Linked DNA regions of Homo sapiens: region 2 is linked to region 1. The links are chromatin loops, found by intact Hi-C in ENCODE. Cell type or tissue: spleen. All regions are shown on one strand.

What was found. Peaks named below come from ENCODE experiments on the same cell type or tissue, not always from the same donor. Only the 100,000 strongest peaks of a DNase experiment are listed, where the experiment ranks them.
Region 2: it touches region 1 in a loop (6-fold over the local background); 8 of 110 quality-filtered maps call a loop at or near these places.

Annotation. Positions count from the first base shown.
Region 1 is chr22:32,514,888-32,522,887 of GRCh38, forward strand. SYN3 (synapsin III) reads right to left here. Exons shown (of 14, transcript NM_003490.4): 13 at 3,156-3,447. Among named protein-coding and RNA genes, the nearest start is that of FBXO7, 44 kb to the left of the region's middle. In spleen, no CTCF peak of the experiment used is centred here; a DNase peak (open chromatin) is centred at 3,273.
Region 2 is chr22:33,191,223-33,199,222 of GRCh38, forward strand. It overlaps a transcript of LARGE1 not described here. Among named protein-coding and RNA genes, the nearest start is that of LARGE1-AS2, 31 kb to the left of the region's middle. In spleen, no CTCF peak of the experiment used is centred here; no DNase peak of the experiment used is centred here; H3K27me3 peaks cover 345 bases.

The DNA of each region.
Region 1 (8,000 bases):
CGCCTGTAGTCCCAGCTACGCGGGAGGCTGAGGCAGGAGAATGGCATGAATCCTTGAGGCGGAGCTTGCAGTGAGCCGAGATGGCGCCACTGCACTCTAGCCTGGGCGACAGTGAGACTCCATCTCAAAAAAAAAAACAAAACAAAAACTGGGGACTTCAACGCAGGGACTGTCTTTTACTCCTTGCTTATTACCCCTCAGAGAGTCTTATCTAGAACAAGGCACAGAGTAGGTAAATTCAGTAAATACCTGCTGACTTGAATTGAACCAAGTTCTTTAAAGCAGTAAGTCAGGAAATTTATGTGTTTTTAGCTAGAACACTGTAAGGTCAGTGACCAAACCTGGTTTAAGGCCCAGAGCCCCTGTCTGTCCTGTGATTAGTTGGCTGATCTCCTTATGTGGTGACAGGCTGTATGCAGATAAGCCTCTGTAGTGGCAGCAGCATTCTAAGCACCAACTGTGCATAAACTCATTGCAATCCTTATAATAACCCTGTGCGGTTATTGTCCCCATTCCACATGTGAGGAAATTGAAGCACAGCGAGGTTAGGCAACTTATCTGAGGTTGTGTAGTTTTTAAGTGGTGGAGCTAGGATTTGAACCCAGGCAGTCTGACTCTAGAGTCTGTGCTGTCAACTGCTATTCCATATTGCCAGGAGGGCCATTTGCTAGTGTCTGTCAAACTAAAAATACATTTATCCTTTGATCTAACAATATCATGTCAGGTTATTTTCTCTAGAGTGAGTCTTGCAACTATGAAAGTATATGTTCAGATTTATTAATTGCAGCATTATTTGTAAGATCAAACCAAGTTTCTATTTGTGATGGATTAGTTAGATAAATTATAGTACAATGGTACAGCGGAATACTATACAGCCATAAAAAATAAAATTCGAAGAAACTCGGTGCTCCAGGATTTTTTTTTTTTTCGAGATGGAGTCTTGCTCTGTCACCCAGGCTGGAGTGCAGTGGCACGATCTCAGCTCACTGCAAGCTCCGCCTCCTGGGTTCACGCCATTCTCCTGCCTCAGCCTCCCTAGCAGCTGGGACTACAGGCGCACGCTGCCGCGCCTGGCTAATTTTTTGTATTTTTAGGAGAGATGGGGTTTCACTGTGTTAGCCAGGATGGTCTCGATCTCCTGACCTTGTGATCCGCCCCCCTCCACCTCCCAAAGTGTTGGGATTACAGGCATGAGCCATCGCATCCAGCCCAGGATTTATTATTAAACATGAAAAGCAGTGAGCAGAATGGTGTTGATAGTGAATACTCCTGTGTGTGTGAGAAAATGAGGGCGAGGATCTGAACAATTTTATTATTTATTTATGCAAATATTTTTTATTTGCATAAGGAAGCACTGAAAGGACACATAGGAACTAACAAAAGTCATTTCTGGGGATGGGGGTAGCAAAGCGTTGGATGAGAATGGGGCGGGAACGAGGCTTTTCAACATACATCTTTGATTTATTTATTTATTTATTTATTTATTTATTTATTGAGATGGAGTCTCACTTTGTTGCCCAGGCTGGAGTGCAATGGCGCCATCTCAGCTCACTGCAACCTCAGCCTCTCAGGTTCAAGCGATTCTCCTGCCTCAGCCTCCTGAGTAGCTGGGACTACAGGCGTGCACCAGCACGCCCAGCTAATTTTTGTATTTTTAGTAGAGATGGGGTTTCACCATGTTGGCCAGGCTGGTCTCAAACCCCTGACCTCAGGTGGGATCCACCCACCTTGGCCTCCCAAAGTGTTGGGATTACAGGCATGAGCCACCACACCTGGCCTGATACCTTTTAGATCTTTGAACTATGTGAATATATTACCTATTCAAAAAAATAGTTGTTAGCATGATCCCTGGACTGGATGTCGTGGGTCTAATCCCAGCTCTTCTAGTTATTAACTGGAAACTTTGGCAAGTTATTTAATCTTTTCTTTGCTTACTCGTCTGTACAATGGGGATAAGAAATAGTTATTAACTCCTAAGCTTGTGAGAACTTAAAAAAAACCCAAGTAAGTAAAGTGCTTGGCACATAGTAAGTGGACAATAGCTGTTAGCTGTGAACTGTGATGATCAACATTTGGCCTTGAAAGAAGGTAGAGCTTTCCAAAGATCAGTTACTTGGGACCTCTCTTTAGGACAAACCAAGAGATGGGCCTGAGAGGAAACAGGATGTATATGTGTATTGTGATGGATGGCTTACAAAAATGACTGCAATGATTCCTCTTGTCCCTGTAGCCTGCCCTTTTGAGATGTGACTTCATGGCTCCTCCTACCAAAAATTTATTTCCTACCTCTTGAATGTGGGTTTGGCCCTGTGACTTGCTTTGACTAAAAGCGTGTGATAAAATAACATTTCATAACTCCCAAGGCTGGGCCTCAAGAGGCCTTGCAGCTTGTACTTTCTCCCTTTTTAAAAGCAGTTCTACCATGTAAGAAAGCTCGGCTTAGCCTTGGGGAGGATGAGACCCCATGGAGAGAAAGAGGCCCAGCTGACAGCTAGCACCAACAACCAGATGTGTGTGTGAGGCCTTCTTGGACCATCCAGCCTCAGTGAAGCTGCCAGATGACTGCAGTCGTATGAGTGATCCCAGGAAAGTAGAGTTGCCAGATTTAGCGAATAAAAATGTGTAGATAAATGTGCATTTCAGATAAAAAGCTAAGACTTTTTTTTTAGTGTAAGTATATTCCATGCAATGTTTGGGGCATAATTATACTCACAATTATCTGTTTTTTATCTGAAATGTGAATCTAACTGGGTATCCTATGTTTTATTCTGTAACTCTATAGGAGACACCAGCAGAAGAACCTCCCAGCTGAGCTAAACTCAGAACAAACAGCTGAACCAAAAAATTATGAACAAAGAGAATGATTGTTTTCTTCAGCCACTAAGTTTTGGGGTTGTTTGTTATGCAGCAAACAATAGCTGGTAAATGGCTGGTATGTGTATACACGGAGGGTCACGGTGGTGTCTAATCTATACTCTCACCTTGTTGGGCCTCCCCAGCAAATTCTGTCCTCTAGTCCTGTTTTTACCTATTTGAAGTCTAGGCAAGGCCTCGTTGGGTCTTCCTTTGTCTCCAAGTCCCTAACCCTGAATCAGCCAAGCTCTGCCTACACCCCAGCTCTATCCTATACCTTTTCCAATTCCCAAAGCACTTACTTGAGATGCGGATGGGGTGGTGCTGGCTTCTTGGACTCTTCACCCTGCTGGGAGGTACTACGGCCCTGCACAGGGGGCCGGGGCTGTGAGGCGAGGGTGGCACCTGGCTTGGAGGCCTGGTTTGGGGAGCTGCCACTGGATGCCCGGGATAGCTGCGGAGAGCCTGGTGACCTTTGCTGCTGTGGAGATCCGGACTGGGGGCTCAGGGGCTGCTGGCCTTGTGGGGAGAGCCTCTGTTGGGAGGGGCTTCCAGATCTCTGGGGCTGAGGAGACTGAGCTTGGCGAGGGCCTCCTAAGGGGCCAGAAAAAAAAAGGTTCAGTTCAATTTTTTTTCTTAGGATAGATATGGCTGTACACAAATAATGTTGCTTCAAGGATGTTCATTACAGTGTTTCTTATAATGGTGAAAAACTGAAAACCGTATAAATACCTAACCATAAGGAAGTAATTAGGAACATTAAGATACATCTGTATAATGGAATATGCTGTGGTCATCACATAGGATGTGGCTGAGTAATACTAAATGACACAGGATACTGTTGATAACATATGCTAAATATTATACTGCTGAACAAAATAGCTTAGAATACAGTACTTATGGTTTTATTTTGGCACATATGTAAAAACATATATAAAAAAGCAAGACTGGAAGACTGTACACTAAAACCAGTGTGCCTCAGACTTTAATGTGCATATGAATCACTGGGGATCTGGTCAAAATAAAGATTCTGATAGAGTGAGTCTCGGGCTGCGTTACGGACTGAATTGTGTTCACCCTGTCCCAATTCATATGTTGAAACCTTAACCCTAACCCTCAATGCAATTCTATTTGGAGATAGGATCTTTAAAGAGGTAATTAAAGTTAAATGAGGTGATACGGTGGGGCCCTAATCTGATAGGCCTGGTGTCCTTATAAGAGGAGAAAGAAATATCAGGAGTGTCATGTACCCAGGTACAGAAGAAAGGACACACGAGGATACACAAAGAAGGCTGCCATCTGCAGGCCAAGGAGAGAAGCTGTACCAGAAACCAACCCTGCTAGCACCTTGATCTTGTACCTGCAGCCTCCAGAACTGTGAAAAAAACATCTGTTGTTTAAGGCCCCCCCAGTCTATGGCATTTTGTTATCAAGGCAGCCTGAGAAAACTAATATAGGCAGGATCTGCGATTCTGCATTTCTAACGGGTTCCCAGCTTATCCTACGTTGAGTAATGAGACACTAAATAATCATTACAAAAGTGGTGAGATTAAGAAGGATTTTAATTCTCTTTTTTTTTTTCTCACGGGTATTTTCCACACTGAAGATGTATTTCTTTGGAAACAACGACAAGAATTAACTCTTACTTTTTGAGTTGCTCTCTAAACTTTTCCAAGAACTTTCAAAAGCAACATATCACTTGACCTAGAGAGGTCAGTAGGGAAGATACCATTCTTCTCACCACATAGAGGTGGAGACTGAGTCTTATTAAGGTTTCCCAGTTGGAAGAGGAGCCACAGAAAGCTCAAAGAGAATCTTGGTTTCTCCCTCTCACCGTACAGGGCACACAGGCTTCCACAAGCAAGCCAAGAGGCATCTAAGCTTGGGGATGTTGTAGCCACCCAGAAATGACTTTGAGTAGAATTCCAAGGCCCCCAACAATCAAGGTGCACTCTCCTAACCCTCAAATTCTGGGTGTCAGGGCTGTTGATGGTGAATTGCATTTTGCCAAAGCCGACTGGCTGCCCGTAGGTCTCTTCTCCCTACGACATGCTGCTGCTGGGAGAGTGGGGTTATTCTTGCCACGTTTTTTTGAGAGCACCGTAGGCACGTTAGGAGACTGAAAACTAAAAGGTGCTGGAACCCATCTCTGTGACTCTGTAACAATGGGGCTTCTACTGAGCACCTATTATGTCACCAGCTTTGGACTGGGCACAACAGCTCTGTGGGTTAGGCATTATTTTCATCCCCTACCCCCAGCCATGGGAGTGCTGTCCCTGGAACTCTAGAGAGAGCCACATGTATAATTACACATTTTCTAGTAGGCACATTTTAAAAAGTAAAAAGAAATAGGTGAACATAATTTTAATAGTGTGTGTGTGCGTGTATATAGGTATGTATGTATATATATAATTTTTAATTAAAGAGATGGGGTCTCTGTCACCCAGGGTAGAGTGCAGTGGCATGGTCACACCGCAGCAGTGAACCCCTGGGCTGAAGCCACCCTCCTGCCTCAGTCTCTAGAGTAGCTGGGACTACAGGCCCAACACCACTTTTTCTTTCTGCCTTTTTTTTTTTGTAGAGATGGGGTGTCGCTGTGTTGCCCAGGCTGGTCTTGAACTCCTGGCCTCAAGCAATTCTCCCACCTTAGCCTCCCAAAGTGCTGGGATTACAGGTGTGAGCCACTGTGCTTGGCCCCATTTTTACAGAGAAACTGAGACCCAGATATATTGTGACTTGCTTAAGATGTCACTACGAATAAGGGGACACGCCGAGATTCAAACCTAGATCTCTTTGACTCAAAAACCCTGTTTTATTACTTTTTCCTTTATGAAAACTACACCACGCAGGCTCGCCTGAGTCCTCATAACATCTTTATTGCTAATTAAGAAAAGGCGGCTTCCTTCAGCTGAAGCAGCTCTGAGCCAGATGCCAAAGGGGCAAGGACTAGATTTCAGCCAGCCTCCCTTACCAGATGTCACGTCAGCTGAGCACATTTTCAGAGGACATGCCACCTGTATAACCTCCATGACCTGTGGAGTCTGGTGGCCCTGACTCCACACTGGCACCAGGAGCCTCAGGTCCTGACTCAAGCCTTGCCATTAACTCGCTGTGTGACCGTGGGTAAGTCACTCCCCTTCTCTGGGCTTCTGGGCCCTCATTTGTAAAATAAGGTCATTGGACTGAACATCAAACATCCCTCCCGATCTGAACATTTTTGTGAGCTTGTGGAACACTAAATTGGATTAAATTGCAGCATCAGTTTAGCATCTGATTATATTACATGGCTTTGATTCATTACCTCTTTCATGATTGTATAGGCGAGTAGATGGGAGGTCACATTTATCTCAAACACCTCTAGGGCCAACCAGGTATGTAAATAAATAAAGCAGGCAAATATAAGAAAAGTAATGAGGCTTTCAAAAATTTGCCCACTTGAGATAAAAACAGTCCAGAGAACTATTTCTCTGAAGAGGTGCAAGCATAAAGAACATAGCAATTGCCCCTCTCTGTCACTATGGAAGTGAGGAGTAGGGCTGGAGGCAAACGCAGGAGCCCCTAGGAGCCCTTGCTCTGATCAAGGAAGCCGCTGTTAGTAACGCCAGGGACAGTTGCTGTATAGAAACACAGGCCCATTGTTTCTAGAGCTTCTGTGCTATCAAGAGATGCTGGAAATCTAGATGTTTAAGCAACACCTCTTGATTTTTTTTTTTTTTTTTTTTGAGACGGAGTCTTGCACTATTATCCGGGCTAGAGTGCAGTGGCGCGATCTCGGCTCACTGCAACCTCCTCTGTCTCCTGGGTTAAGAGATTCTCCTGCCTCAGCCTCTCAAATAGCTGGGATTACAGGCGTCCGCCACCACGCCCAGCTAATTTTTTGTATTTTTAGTAGAGACAGGGTTTCCCCATATTGGCCAGGCTGGTCTCGAACTCCTGACCTTGTGATTCGCCCACCTCAGCCTCCCAAAGTGCTGGGATTACAGGTGTGAGTCACCGCGCCCAGCTCACCTCCTGATTTTTAAATGTTGGTTACTTTTGGGTTTTCTAAACCCACCGCAGTTCAAATAAAACATTTGTTTTCTACTTTTATCTTCAGTTTCCCCTGATTCGCCTCCCTTCCCAGGTTGATATCTTAGAAAATGTGAATACCCATTCATTAATTCAGTAACTCTTTGTTGAGTCCCTATCATATACCTGGGATTTATCAAGAGAGACACCCTAGTTACTGGATTCAGAGACCAGAGTGCTAACCATTACCACTGCCCTAGTTATTTCTTTCGGCTTCTTGGCAAAGCAAACAATTTAGTATTTTTCATATGAGCACATACACAAAATATTAACATATATAGAAAGTATTTGCCTAAGCACAGACATGAAGCTTATTAAAAGAAAATTTCACTTTTACTGAGTTGAAATGAACAGCAAGTTCAAAATAATAATGTGATTTGTTAATTGGGGAACTCAATGAAAGCGTTGTTTTTCATTAGCCTTGTTATTTTTAATCTGAGCGTTAATTCACTGGGCATTTTCTTTAATTACCTTAATTGGTTTTAAATTGATTGTTTTTCAACTCACTAAAAGTGTGTTTAGCCTCATTTCCCTTAAAATAATATCTCTTTATCAAGCATGTTTTACTCTGGGCCAGAGAGGAAATCAGAATACAGTAGCTCTCTGTTTTAAAACGGCTCTGTTCAAATGTGCTTTTAAAAAGCAGGTCCCAGGGCAGAGGGGAAAGGAGGGTGTGGGGCAGAGGCACAGCCAGGAGCCTGGTAGAGTGAGGAATATGTAGTTTCGGAACACTTATTACTATAGAATTCTTGCTGGGTAACGGGGCACTGCATTAGTTACAAGGATTGTTAATAATAAACATGAAAAGCAATATGTATAAGACACACGTTATTAATAGTAAGCATTATGTCATAGTTATTCGTAGTAAATTATTAGTAGTAAGAACTGACACCTTCTACGCACTATCTCTGTGTCTGATGCCTTGCTAATTGCTTCACCTGCATTTATCTCATGGACAAGCACCCCATCCTTAAACATGGAAGCTGTTATTTCCTCCTTTACACTGAGGAAACTGAGGCCCCGAGAAGTAATATGACTTGCCTAACACTGCAAAGGCAGTGAGATACGGAACTGGATTC
Region 2 (8,000 bases), 680 kb after region 1:
TTGGGATATGATGATGGAAACAGATACAGTTATGTAAAAAGTACATTCTGCTACAACTAAAAAAGAATTTAAACAGCAGTTCCTAAATTTACTTATTATTAGAACCATTGACAGAGACAGTAAAAATAAAATCGCATCTTGGCTATTCTCTGGCTTTTCTGAATCAGAATCTCTGGAGCGGTGCGCCCAGGAACTAACATGTTTAATGAGGTCCCTGTTTAGCAAAGCCCATAGGTCAGTCTGATGCACAACCAGGTTCAAGAATCCCTGTGTTTGAAATAATGTCATTGGTTTTCAAAGGGGCTTCGTGGTGAGATCAGATAAATTTAGAACTAAAAGGAGACCTCAGATTCCTAGTCCGTGGTTTCACCCATAATACCACTCTGCCCCCAGAGTTACAGGTGCTGTTGAAATGTTGGCCAGTGGTGCTGGCAAGGTGAGCACAGACATGAGTGTAACTCTGTGAGTGCCACAACATAATCTACAGGGTTTCTAGAAGGGTCATGTAGGCATTGGTGAGTGGCCCTTTCAGCGTCCATGTTTCTTTGTCCAAAATACATTACAGGAACTAAAATATTTAAAATCATAAAAATTTAAAATTGAACAGAACCAACCATGGAAACATATTTCTTATGATGTGTTCACTAAGCACATTAATCATAGATTTTCCCCACTAGTGTATCAACACAGACTGAATCCTTAAACCTTTTAGAACTGGGCTCTTATATGACTTCAAGCATAATCAGAAATATTTTTCTGAAGATTCTTATATGAAAACTGAACATTAAGCATATCTAAATATACTTCTTATTTTCCAACCCTGGATTAAGGGTCAAACTAGAAATCTTTTCATTTTCTCTTCTGATTTTAAGAAAACTACCTTAAAAACTAATCTTAGTATCTATTGTTTATGAAAGGCAAGTGCAGTGACTACATAAAATTTTGTGGAAGAGTTTTACATATCATTAAGAGTATCATCAGTAAAAGGAATTATTATTTGCCCTTTTAGAGGTGAAGGAACTGAGACATCCGAAAGGTGTTTTGATGAATATCTCACTTGTGTGTTAACTCAACCCTCAAATCTCCTTGATGCTTTATTGGAACCACTGCCTATTAAAAGAACTTTCTTCATAATCACCATCCCAGGTGTGAGGTGGCATCTCACTGTGGCTTTGATTTGCATTTCCCAGATGATTAGTGATGCTGAGCATTTTTTTCACAAACCTGTTGGCCATTTGTGTGTCTTCGTTTGAGAAATGTCTTTTCAGTTCTTCTCCCCTTAAAAAAAAATCTGGTTGTTTACTTGCTATTGAATTGTATGAATTTCTTACATAGTTTGGATATAAACCTCTCATCAGATGTACAGTTAACAAATATTTTCTTCCATTCCATGGGTTGTCTCTTTGCCCTGTTAATTATTTCCTTTACTATGCATAAGCTTTTTAGTTTGATGAAACCCTATTTGTCTATTTTTGCTTTTGTGGCCTGTGCTTTTGGGGTCATATTCAAAAAATCTTTCCCCAGATTAATGTCAAGAGGCTTTTTCTCTGTTTTCTTCTAGTGGTTTTACGGTTTCAGGTCTTACATTTAAGACCTTAATTCATTCTGAGCTGATTTTTGTGTATGGGGTGAGATAAGAGTCCAATTACATTCTTCATGTGTGGATAATCAGTTTTCCCAACACCATTTATTGAAGAAATTGTACTTTCCTCAATGTGTGTTCTTGGTATCTTTGTCGAAGATCAATTAACTAATAAATTAACATTTTGAAGTTGCATTTTAATTTTTCCATTGTCCTACTTTTCATTTTATTTGTTTTTATTTTTCACATATAACTTTATTCTGATTCTGTTTATGATGTGTGTGTGTGTATGTGTATGTGTGTGTGTAATACTCTGGATGCAATGAGGAAAAAAGAATAAAGAGGGAGAGACTGAGAGAGAAGAGTGTGGGTAGACAAAGGAATGAAAAAAGTATAGTTTAGTTAATTTCTGGATATTTTAACCTAAATCACTAAGTACAACCCATTTTATTACTTTTTAAAAATATTATAATCAGTGAAAAAGCAAGAGAGTTTAAGGAACGAATGGGCAGGAAACCATTCAAAGAATATTGAGAAAAGCAAAAAGAGAGACAGTAAAGAAATCAAAGGAAGAAATGATAAAATAGGAACATCACAGCAAATCACATATGAGTAGAGTGATAAAGAAAGAAGCAGAGATAGATATAAGAAATCAGGAAGATAATCAGAATGCATTAATGTGCTATACAGTGCATTACACATCTGGTTAACATAATATGGATGTCGGCCGGGCACGGTGGCTCATGCCTGTAATCCCAGCACTTTGGGAGGTCAGGCATGAGGTGGGCAGATCACTTGAGGCCAGAAGTTCAAGACCAGCCTGGGCAACATAGTGAAACCCCATCTCTACTAAAAATATAAAAATCAGCTAGGTGTGGTGGTGCATGCCTGTAATCCCAGCTACTCAGGAGGCTGAAGCATGAGAATTGCTTGAACCCGGAAGGCAGAGGTTACAGTGAGCTGAGATCTTGCCATTGCACTCCAGCCTGGGTGACAGAGTGAGACTATAAAAAGTAATTTATATATATATGTGTTCATATGTTTTATATATATTGTTTTTATATATTATATATAATGTTTTATATATTATATATGTTTTATATATTATATATGTTATATATATTAAATATGTTATAGATTATGTTTTATATGTTATATATGTTTATATTTTATATATAATTTTACATATATATAAAAACATAGATGTCACATTATTAAAACAATATATTATTTAACAAAATATGATAAATTTTATACTGTCTGCATTATTCATGTCATAAATTTTTATACTTACTTTTTATAATTCACAGTTATTTACATAAAGACTAAAAGAGAATTGGCCCCAATTTGACTTCTTCTGTTTCAAAATCTATGGTATAGCTAAATGAAATATGTTTCTTTGTCCAAAGTTATGGTGAAATTGTTTCCTGGGGTTGTTATGGGCATAAATTAATTGCAGAAGAAAGTGCTTTGAAAAGAGTTCTAAACAAAGATAAATGGCTTATTTTATTGCAATCGTCCTTAACATATAAACTTACCTGAGACTTGCACGGCATGAACTCTTAGTCATTCCTCAGATATCCAGACTTAAGGACAGAAGGTCATTTGCCAAGTTTTTTTTAGCTGTCATTTTCCTATCCCATCAATTTGATTTTCAAGGTTTAGAGATGGAGAGTTTATTCAATTGATTAAATTTTGGATTTTAGTCTCTTCTGAGCCTAATGTCTGGGTTATATGAAATATTTTTAGTATAGATATTAAGAGAAGTTGACATTGAATGTTAAGAACTTCTGTCCATCCACTTCTTGCAGTCTCTACTAAGATTAAGGGTCAAAACTGGGCCTTGGAAGTAGACAAAGTTTGGTTTGTTGCTTCTTCTCTGGCCTCTTCTCAAGCCCCACCCTGCAGGCCACATTCTTGAGATGCCAGGGACACGGAATGATAGTGCTGGAAGACTCCTAAACTTCCATATTCCAACTGCGTAATCTTACAGAAAGGGGAATAGAGAGCCAGAGTGAAGGAGTGACTTTTGCCAGACCAGTCAGCATTACACCTAGGTTGATAGAAAGAGTGCTTCTCTTGACTCTCAGCCCAGAGTCTTAACCATCTGCTATTCCCCAAATCTCTAGACAACTCATTGCTCCGATATTTTAACTACCCTGTCAACACCCTAAAGTTGCCCAAGGTTTTTCAGCTTGCTAAGGGGATAATACATTAAAGGAATAAATTAACCAACTATTTATTTTTTAAAATCTGTGTTCAAGCATTTATCAGGAAGTGGTGTAGTATATGTGCCTGTATCAAGTTATTAGAACCGTCATATCTCAATCAAGATTTAAATTGGTTACTTTTAGTATAGAAAAATACCCTTCTTTCAAACAGATGCTCTTAAATATAATAACTATATATCTCCAAAAGGGGTAAGTTGACAACTCCATAATTAGAGTAAGACATTTGGGCATTCCTCACTCAGCAACTGGTAAAATGGTAAGCAGAGAAACGATCTGAACATTATGAACTATTCTGAACTAACTGGTATCTGTAGAAAACTCGACCCAATAATTGCAGAATACATATTAATTTTAAGATTTTATATTATATTTATCATTATTGGCTATATTTGGGGTCATAAAATAAGTTTTATTAAATTAAAAGATTGAAATTACCCAGAATACTTATCCGACATCAGCAGAATTAAATTAGACACAAGTAACAAAAGGGTAACTAAGAAAACCACAAATATTTGACATTAAATTATAGATTTACAATAATGTATGGGTCAAAGAAGAAATCAAAAAAGAAACCAGAAAACTGTTTGAATTAAATGAAAATGCAAATATATCAAAATCTAGATGATACAGCTAAGGCAATGCTTAAAGAAATATTTATGACACTCTACACTTCTATTAAAAAAGAAGTAGTGCCTAAAATTAATTTCTTTTTTCTTTTTTCTTTTTTTTTTTTTTTTGAGACGGAGTCTTGCTCTGTCGCCCAGGCTGGAGTGCAGTGGCGCGATCTCAGCTCACTGCAAGCTCTGCCTCCCGGGTTCACGCTATTCTCCTGCCTCAGCCTCCCAAGTAGCTGGGACTACAGGCGCCCGCCACCACGTCCCACTAATTTTGTTTTTGTATTTTTAGTAGAGACGGAGTTTCACCGTGTTAGCCAGGATGGTCTCGATCTCCTGACCTCGTGGTCCGCCCGTCTCAGCCTCCCAAAGTGCTGGGATTACAGGTGTGAGCCACCACACCTGGCCTAAAATTAATTTCTTAACATACCACCTTTATGAACCAGAAAAAGAAAAGCAGAGTAAACCCAAAGTAAATTAAAAAAAAAAAAAAGCGTAAGGATAAAAACCGGTATCAACAAACTGAAAAAGAGAGAAACAACGGAGAAAGATAAGAAAGCCAAAAATTGTATCTTTGAAGAGATCAATGAAATTGATAAATTTCTAGCTAAACTAGGCAATAGAAGACAAAAGAGTACATATAACATATAGGAAAGAAAGCAGAGTTATCACTAAAGATGCTGCAGACTTCAAAAGGGTATGAAGCAAATATCATGAACAACTTTATGGCATTCAATTTAGTAAGTTAAATGAAATGGGGAAATGTATTTTTAAAAGCAATTAGCTAAAACAATGCAAGATGAAACAGAAATTCTAAACAAACATATGTCTATTAAAAATAAAATTTGTAATTAAAAATTATTTTTATTAAGAAAACATTATGCCCAGATTGCTTCACTGATAAATTATATCAAACAGCAAATGAATAAGGAAATTCACCTTAAATAAAATTTTTCGCAAAATAGGGAAGAGGGAACAGTTACTTCATTCAACTTTGGGATCTCCATAACAATAAGAGTAAATACTAATAAGAATATTATAAATGAAAGAGCAAAAGGATGAGGAAGAGAGAGGGAGAGAGGAAACGAAGAATAAGGAGGAGGAATAAAAAAAGTAGAAAGAAGAAGAGGAGGAAAAGAGGGAGGAGGGTGAGAAAGGATGAAAAAAGAAGAGAAAAGAGAATTACAGGCCACTATGCCTCATGGCTTTACACTCAAAAGTCCTTAACTAGCAAAATGAACTACTCATGACTAGCATAATGTAAAAAAATACATACATACAACATACTAGCATAATGTGTAAAACTGATAATTCCCCATGATGTGGTTTTCCCAGAAATTCCATGTTAGATTAACATTTGAAAATTAATCAATTAATTCAATATATTAACAGAAAAAAAGCACTTTTGATTATTCAACAGATACAGAGAAAAACATTTGAGAAAATGCAAATACACTTTCATGGAAACAAAACTCAGAAAAATAGTAAGAGAAGGAATCTATTAAAGAAGAGCTACAAAAATCCCACTGCCAACATAATTAATGGTGAAATATTAAATATTTCCCACAAGAGTGGAAACAAAGCAAGGATACCTGCTCTTATAACTTGTATTCGATTTTGTATAAGAGGTTCCAGCAGTGCAGTAAGGCAAAGATACATAAAATAAAACAAAGAGCACAAATGTTTGAAAGGAAGGAAAACTGTCTTCATTTACAGAAAATGTGATTGTTTATATATAAAATTCAAATAAATTATAAAAATAATTACTAGAGTTAAAAAGTGAATTTATTAAATTTGCAGAATATAAGGTTAATAAAACTCAATTGTCTTATCTTCTAGAAATAAAAAAATGGTAAATGAAATTAAAAATTAATTTCATTTATACTAGCACCAAAAACATAAATGTAAATTTACTTAGGATTAATTTAATAAAAGAAGTATAATAGCCCTACTATAAATACAGAGTACTGTTGAGAGAACTTAAAGAAGTTCTAAATAAATGAAGATACATACAATATTTCTAAAATGGGAGTCTCAATTTTGTAAAGTTGTCAATTCTCCTCAAATGAATCTATATATTCAATGCACTCCCAATCAAAAGCCCAAAAGGCTTTTCAGAGGCACTGATAATCTAATCCTAAAATTGTTATGTAAATATAAAAGGCCTAGAATAGCAAAGCAATTAAAAAATAAGTGGTAGAACTGATATCAAAATTGACTATAACTCTATAGCAATCAAATCAGTATGGAATTGGTATATAAACAGACATATGGATCAATGCCACATAATAGAGTCCAGAAACAGACCCACTAAAATGTGGTCAAATGATCTTCAACAAAAGGCTGTGCAACAAAAAGAGAAAATTTTTATATCTATATAAAACATTGACATTGACCCTCAGCTCAAACCACATGTGCATACAAAAATTAGTTTGAAGCGGATCATAAACCTAAATGTAAAAGCAAAAATATGTAACCTCCAGAGCGGTGTGGTGGGTGGGGGGAACAGGAGAAAGACATTGATTAGGAAAATAATTTTTAAAAATATAACAAGTACAACGTATTAAGAGAAAAATACTAATGAATTGAATTGTATAAAGATTAAGAGTCTTTGCTCTTTGAAAGACATCTTTAAGGAAAGACACTTTTAAGACATCTGCAAGCTATGACATAAAATGTATATATATCTGAGACAGAGTCTCACTCTGCCACCTGGGCTGGAGTGCAGTATCATGATCATAGTTCGCTGCAGCCTCAAACTCCTCTTTTATTAAATTTTTATTTTCAGATATTTAGGGGGCACAAGTACTGATTTCCTACATGTGTATATTGCATAGTGGTGAAGTCTGGGCTGTTAGTGATTCACCAGAATTCTTAGAATTTTTAGAATATTCACCAGAATAGTGAATATTGTACCCAGTAGGTGATTTTTCAACCCTCACCTCCCTCCCACCCTCCAAACTTTTATAGTATATATATACACCGTGACACACACACACACACACACACACACACACACACACACACGTATCTAAAATACTATACTACATGGAATGTGAGATACATGTATATAGAACATTGTCTTCATCCAGTCCTCCGTAGATGGACACTTAGGTTAATTCCATACCTTTGCTATTGTGAATAGTGCTGTGATAAACACACTAGTGCCAGTCTCTTTTTGATATAATGATTTGTTTCCCTTTGGGTATATACCCAGTAGTGGGATTGCTGAATTGAATGATAGACTTTTAGTTCTTTGAAAAATTTCCATGCTGTTTTCCATAAAGGTCATACTAAGTTATATTCCCACCAACAGTGTATAAATATTCCCTTTTCTCCACATCTTTCCCAACATGTTGTTTTTTGACTTTCTGATAATAGCCATTCTGACTGGTGTGAGATGGTATCTCATTATCTCATTGTGGTTTTAATTTGCATTTATCTGATGATCGTGATGTTGAGCATTTTTTAATATATTTGTCAGCCGCTTGTATGTCTTCTTTTTAAAAATATCTCTTTGTGTCCTTTGCTTACTTTTTAATAGCGCTGTTTGAGGTTTTTTTTTTTCTTATG